Regions from separate parts of the Mus musculus genome. Here region 1 is linked to region 2. A link is a contact called in ENCODE POLR2A ChIA-PET data. All regions are on one chromosome and are shown on one strand. Each heading gives the region's core, a stretch centred on a gene start or an enhancer-like site at or near the end of the contact. The rest is flanking DNA. Distances are from core to core; before and after follow the strand shown.

Region 1 (3,668 bases), core at 263-2,762, 78 kb after region 2:
CACTTGACTTTCCCATGAAATAATTGCTGGAAAGCTCCTTGGATTAGGTAACCCAGTGTTCCTTCCTGTCCCTACCCGGGGGAGGGGATCAGCTCTTAGCATCTGTTAGGCTAACCCAGCTCCTGGGGGAAGGAAAGGGCAGTCTAGGAGGGTCTGGGGCCTCCCAGACATCCTTGGAAGCAGAACAGTATGACCAGAACAAGCCTTTGAGCCTGCTCCTATGGATCATCTCACTAGGCCTCTCCAGGCTTTGAGCCACCTCCCATAGCCCAGGCCCAGAGAAATCGAGTTAGGAAAGCCTTTTAGCACAATGAATGAGATGGTTTTTTCTTTATTTTAAATGTTTACAACATCTATCATATTGTTATCCTGAGCAACAATTGCCTCCATCCCTCCTTCTTTGGTGATGTTTGGGGTTTCTAGGCTGGGAAAGGGGACTTTCTGGAATAAGAGGAGTGCTGGAGAAAAAAAGAGGTTTGAAGGTTGTCAGGTGGATCGAGGTTCTTGACTGAGCTTGGGGAAGAGGGGGGCAGCAGTGCACATCCTAGTTTTTGATCCCAAAGTTGCTCATAGCAAGATTTTGGGATTTGGGTCCCAACCTTCCTGTTCATCTTTAACACACACACACACACACACACACACACACACACACACACACACACACAGAGAGCAGGCCTAGGAGGATAGGAGGGGCATTTTACCATCTACATAACTCTTCCTGATCTCAGAACTGGTGCAAGAAATCCCAGGCAAAAGTGTCACAGGTGGGGGGCTGAAGTGTGGGCTTAGCAGTTTAGGGCACTTTTTGCTCTTTCAGAGAAACCCCAGAACTCGGCTCCCAGCACACACATGATGGCTCACAACTATTGGAAACTCCAGTTCTAGAGGATCCTGACACCACTTTGTGATTTATGTGGGCACCACACATGCTGTGTAGATACAGACAAGCAGGCTCACACACATAAAGTCAAATAAATATTTTTTTAAAAAGTCTCACAAGTGAGTATTTGCGAACTGGATGGTACCGGTGGTGACCGGAGATGCATACAAAGGTGAGTCAGAGCGGTTATGGTGTGTGTGTGTGTGTGTGTGTACAGTTGCTGCGGTTCCCTGAACAGGGGGGAGAGTCCAACCAAAGTGGACCTACAGGGAAATGTATAACTCTTTTAGTTGTTGTTCCTAGAGTAATGTCCTTTCGAGTGTCTTCTTCCCAGATCTTTCACCGGGTCGCACACCACTCCCTGGGGTCAAGCGTGTATGGGACTCCTTACTCCCCCAGGGATCCACATCCCTGCAAAGCAGAGAAGGAGAACTTTTCACTAAGTGCCTCCGGGGCCAGGCATCCCGCACCGACCCGGCCAGTCCCCAGGGGCGGGGTGTCCTGGAATGGGCTGTCCCGCCCCCTCGGCCCCGCCTCCTCACTCAGCGCCCAGTCCTGGGGCTCTAGGGGTCTGCCCCGCCCTGCTCCCGCCCCCTCCGGCCGCCCCTCGGGCTCAGCCAGCCGCGGCCCGCCAGTCGTCCCAAGGAGCTGCGGATCTCTCAACGTCTCCCGCGTTCTGCCCGCTGTCCGATCGGTGTGCCCCACTCGGCCATGGAGCCGTCCCCCGACGCCGAGGAGGCGCACACAGTGCGCGAGGCGCTGGGCCGCTACGAGGCGGCGCTGGAGGGTGCGGTGCGTGCGCTGCACGAGGACATGCAGGGGCTGCAGCGCGGCGTGGAGCGGCGCGTGGCAGAGGCGCTGCGCCTGGCCGGCCCCTTGGCTCGTACTGTGGCCGAGCTGCAGCGGGACAACCAGCGGCTGCAGGCACAGCTCGAACGCTTGACGCGCCAGGTGGAGGCGCTGGGCTTGGCGACTGGAGTGTCCCCTGCACCCGGCACGCCCAGTCCCCCTCCGGCGGCCACAGTTACCGACCGCGCCCCCCGCTTGGGCACTGCACGCTTCTCCAGTCATGCCACCTTTTCGCTGTCCGGTCGAAGCCCGGTGAGCCCCGGGGGTGCGGCGCGAGGGATGTGAGCGACTAGGAGCGTGCCTGGGGTGTAGGGTTGGGAAATTGGTGCCGCCCATCAGCTCTGAGTGCGTGCGCTGGCGAGCGTCCTCTAGTAAGAGAGCTATACCTCCACCTGCCGCTGGGACTTGGTAGCCGGGATTACATTTAAGCTCTCCAGAGCTGGAAAGGACAGGAGAAACATTGTTTTAGTAGGCCTGCTGCACCTGCTTTGCACTTCTTTCTTGGATCCGGGTGGTGTTTTTGCCTTGAGATCTGCCCTCTCCCATCTGACCCATGAATTTTAAGAGTTTGGACGCCAAGGTTCAGTCTTTGATAGTTCACTGTCGTCTGGGTCCTCACCTGCAAGTTGGAATGGTCAGCGTCCTCTACCTGCCCCCTACAACGTTTTTGTTCACGCGCACTGTGTTGCTGCTTCACTGAGGCCTGACCGTTCCGGTTGTAGATTAACCCCGACTGAGTTGCCTCTGTGTGTGTGTGTGTGTGTGTGTGCGCGCGCGCGCGCGCGCGCGCATGTGAGCGCACTCTGGTCTGGACTGATCAGTAACTGTTTGGGAACTCATGTTGCAGAGGGCAGACCCTTTACTGGAAACGGAGAGGGGGAACGGGCCTTTAGCTGTGTCTAGATTTCTGGGCAGAAGCTGGTGTGGACCAGTTTTACCACTTGGTCACGACCTCCTGGAGTGACAGAGCCTGGTTAGACTGTTTCTATGGTGTGTGCAGTGGCCCTTAGGTGGGATTTTCCATCCTGACCCGGAATTTGCTGGCGGGGTGGGGGGGTGGTGGGGGGGGAGGGAAGTGGGGGATGGGGGAGAGGAGTGGGAGGGGTTGGAGGAGTGGGAGGGGTGGGAGGTGCTTTTCAAGGGCCAGGGTCTTAGTACACTGCCTCTGCCCCCTGCCTTGGTGTATTCCCAAGGCCCTTAGCTCTACTGTGGGCCTCAGCAGGAGGACATCAGATAAGTCCTTGCCCCTGGAGGTCTCAGCCTGGGTGGAGGTGACCCCAGACTTGAACAGTGGCAACAGGTGAGCAGAGACGCCTTGCTCCAGACTCTGCTCCTTTTGCATTGGGGATTTGAGGAGGGTGTGCTGTGCTTGTTGCAAATGGCAGCACGATGCATGCTGCCTGGAGTGGCCAAAAGTGCTCACCAGCCAGGGTGCAGCCTTCAGGTGGACAAGGGAGGCTTGAGTTGTGAAGGCCCTCCAAGTTAGGCAGAGGAACTGGGCTTTGGGGATGGGGGTAGAACTCCGGGTGTTCCAGGCGAAGTGTCTAGAAATATGGAAACACTTGACTCTGTCCTATGAGTCTGCATGTCCGTAGTCTAAAACTGTTCCTGGGAGTGTCACATGTGCCTAAGAGACTGGGCCTTCATTTGCTGCTGAAGTTTTAATGTCTATTTGTAACTTGTGGAGGCAGCTGTTCAAGTTTTAAGAAAAACAATCTGAGTCCCGTGGGGATTCGAGCATGTGCAAATGTGGGTGTGTGTACACAGGCGTATGTGTGTGTGCTGTGCGTATGCATGTACATGCACGAGTGTGTGTAATGTGAGTGCGTGTGTATGTGTGGGTGCGTGCTTCTCCAGCTGTGACTTTTTAAGCGGGAATTTGACCAGGTAGAGGAGTTGGGGAACTTGGTGGGGAGGAGCAGTGTCCTCCTTGGTCCTA
Region 2 (3,525 bases), core at 134-2,633:
GGACGTGGGCTCTGGAGCAGCCTGCACTAGCAAGATGATTTCAGGGCCCTGGCTTCGTACCAACCAGACCATTGACTAGTTGTCTGTTTATGACGGGTCACCTTGGTGACCTGAAGTCTGTCTGTGAAACAGACAGAAACCACTGGATATCTGAGGGGCTGAATTAAGTCTCCCCTGACTCTCTCATTTGAACCAAGGGTTTGGCACATACTAGGGAGAACATGCTATACTGGGTTTTAACTTCTTTCTTTCCTTTTACATATTTATTTATTTAGAGACGTGTTGGCCTGGACTCGCTGGCCTGGAACCTCGGAGTTTCACCTGCCTCTGCCTCCCAAATGATGGACTTACAAGAGAAGACTGTTCTTTACACAGAAGCTACCTAGCCATTCTCCAGAACTGACAACCCCCCCCCCCCCAACGTGCTCAACTACCTGGACTATATTCCCCCAATAGAAACAAAGACCCAGAAAGATAGAGGTTTCGTCCAATGTTAAGCCACACGCAAGAGCAGATATAGGCTAGGATCCAGCTTTCCAACTTTCACTAAGGGTTTTGGGGAGATGGTACCCCCCTCAAAGGCTTTTTCTGCTCCATCCCCTCTCCTTCTCGTTTGTCTGAGATTGGATCTCTCCTGACTCAGCCTCCCAAACGCTGGGGTTACAGGTGTAGGACACCCTGCCTGGCATTGAGGAGGCCCTCCTGGTTCTTTTGGGCTCTAATCCGAGCCCTGGTTCTCACAAGCTCCACTCTATGGGGGGTAGAGATATGGTCAGAGTGAGCCCAGGTCATAGCATGGAGGTGCTTCTCTATAGAGGAGAGCAATGGACCTTCATGAGGTCTGTGTCCTGGGTCCACCAATCATGTTTCTTAGGCAGCGCTGCCTAAACAGACTGAATTAAGGTGAGTAACTGTTGGAGTCAGCTCTACAACAGGTTCCCCAGTTTTGACCATCTGAGACTTTTTTTTTTTAATGCGTAGCTTAAGCCATGGGCCTTCCTCGGCCTCAGCCAGGGGTCCTCTCCCATCGCAGGGGCAGGGTGGAAGTTGAGTAGGGTCTGGGGTACCCTTCTTCCCTCACCTAAATCCTAATCGGTGCTGCAGCTCCCCGCAATCGCTTCCTGATCCCCGAGGGTTCCGTGGCCGCAGCGCTACTGCGTGACTTGCGCCCCCGTCAGGCGGGTGGGGCTGTGCGGCCAGGCGCCCCCGCACCCCCCGGGGCAGCACGTGCGGGGCGGGGCTGTGGCTTGAGCCCGGAGGTGATTGGGCACACGAGCTTGGTGGGCGGGGCCGGCCGCAGCTGTCAGAGCCGCCGGGGCCGCGCGTCTCACTGACTGAACAGTAGCAGCGGCGCAGCCAGGGCTGGAGCCCGAGCGCAGAAGCGGACGGGCCGGGCCGGGATGGTGCAGCGGCGGCTCCGCGGCGCGCGCACGCACTGAGCGGGCCCGGGCTGGGCCTCGCGTCCCCCGAGCCCCCCGCGCCCCCCGCCGCCCCGGCCCGGGCCGGCATGATGTGCCTGGAATGCGCCTCGGCGGCGGCGGGCGGCGCGGAGGAGGAGGAGGCGGACGCCGAGCGGCGGCGCCGGCGCCGGGGGGCGCAGCCAGGGGCTGGAGGTAGCGCTTGCTGCGGGGCGCGGGGTGTTGGGGGCGCTGGAGTCGTGTCCGCCGACGAAGAGGTGCAGACGTTGTCCGGCAGCGTGAGGCGGGTCCCGTCCGGACTCCCCAGCATCCCCAGCACCCCTGGCTGCGCAGCAGCTGCCAAGGGCCCCAGCGCGCCGCAGCCCAAACCGGCCAGCTTAGGCCGAGGGCGGGGGGCAGCTGCTGCCATCCTGAGTTTAGGCAACGTGCTCAACTACCTGGACAGGTACACTGTGGCAGGTGAGCAAATGCCCCATCTAGCCCGAGGACCAGGGCCCTTCCATCCCAGATGCCCTAGGGAGCTTTTGGTTGCCAGCTCCCTAGATCCAAGCCCTCTGGAGAGTCCCTAAGGACCCTCTGTTCAAGCGATGCTTTGGCGTTCCATGGGTCCAATCCAAAGCACCCCACGCTCCCCGTGTTAGGGATTGGTGGAGTTTCCACCCCTGGAGCAGCTTGTGAGCCTTCGCCAAGCCCTTGACGGCTCATCCGTTGTCCTCCCAGAGTCTCCTCTGCGTCTCTCTTGCCTTATCGCCTGTGCGCCCCCTTCCTCCACAGCCGCAGGTTCCCCGGCCTCTCCTCCTTTTCCCTTAGTCCAGGCCGTCTGTGCTTGCACGGCCCGTCTGTTCCTTCTTTCCTCGGTCTCAGCCACCCCCCTGCATGCGTGCGGCCAGTGTGTGCGCCTCTTGCGGGTGTGCGCCAGGCAGCCGGAGTGTGCGCGCGCGTGGCAGCGCGGATATGTGTGTGTGAGCTTGTAAGCGCGTGGCTGACAAAGGCTCGGGCCTGCGGGGAGCCGAGGGAGGGGCGGGGCGGGTCCGTGCCGCCTGGGGACCCAGGATGCGGTTTGCAGCTGGCCCTGGCTTGAGGCCTGGAGACGCCTCCTTCTGCTCCATGGCGCTTGGAGCCTGGAGCAGGGCATAGGCCTGGGGGCGGGGGCTGGGGGGGTTGGTCTAAAGAGAGGCAGCCTCATGCTCCTTGAGCATCTCTGCGACTCAACCCCAGGTTTGAGACTGAAATGGATACAACTGGGTTTCTATCCTGAATGTGCTTAATGTGTGTGTGACCTTGGGCCAGTTTCAGCTTGTGTTTAGGTCTGTTTCCGTTTGTGAATTGATTGATCCCTGGGCCTCTTAGTGTGGATGTGACTCTGGGATTCTATTCTGCTGGCGTCTCTCCCTGTCTTCACAGGGGTCAAGACGTAGGGACCTGTCCTAGAGCTGGCCCTGCCTGAGGATAATGTAGCTTTGAAAAGAAACACTGGTTAGGCTGGTCTCCGGGGCTCCCGGTGGAGGAGTGCAGTTGTGTGTGTGTGTGGTGGGGGGGACCCAACATTCTATCCCACAACCTAATATGAAAGAGGGGAGAGGAAAGGGGAAGAGAGATGATTTGGATATTTTGTGCCTCACTAAAGAAAACTCAGGGATGATTGGGAAAAGAGAGCCCTGACATAAACCACACAACCACATGCCACCTGGGTACTTGGGTGTTCTTTTGGGGGCCTTAGTCTTTTCCTATCTTGGATAGTTTTGTGTCAAGTGGAAGGAAAGAACTCTGCCCCTCTCCCACCTTGCATGTACACCCACCCACCTGCTCTCTGTCCCTTCCTGGGGGTAAACATGAAGTAGGTGCCAGTGGCATCAATTTTTGGGTCAGGCTGTCCCAAGAGACTGTTCCCTTGCTCTAGTAAGCAAGAGCATGGTGTACCCTCAAGTGTGCCAACCTACCACGCATACGCATGTGATGTGCTGCCTAGGGCTCAGGGTGTTAGGTGCCCACCCTGTGAGGACAAGCCAGAGAACATTGGAGGCCCTCACTTTGCAAACCAGGCTCTTTCCAGCTGGGGGAAGTCAGGCCCTTGGTTAGCCCTATCCAAGATTGCCCAGTGAGGTGA

What was found. ChIA-PET counts read pairs that join two places held with the same protein, here RNA polymerase II (POLR2A).
Region 1: POLR2A ChIA-PET joins it to region 2 with 10 read pairs in Patski. The contact joins the promoter of Smtnl2 here to the promoter of Spns2 in region 2. POLR2A ChIA-PET finds 5 or more read pairs at or near these places in 2 of 5 experiments (Patski and embryonic stem cell).

The regions. Positions count from the first base shown.
Region 1 is chr11:72,409,557-72,413,224 of GRCm38, reverse strand. It overlaps Smtnl2 (smoothelin-like 2), which reads left to right and starts at 1,512. Exons shown (of 8, transcript NM_177776.3): 1 at 1,512-1,981. The coding sequence starts at 1,592.
Region 2 is chr11:72,487,778-72,491,302 of GRCm38, reverse strand. It overlaps Spns2 (spinster homolog 2), which reads left to right and starts at 1,383. Exons shown (of 13, transcript NM_153060.3): 1 at 1,383-1,877. The coding sequence starts at 1,508.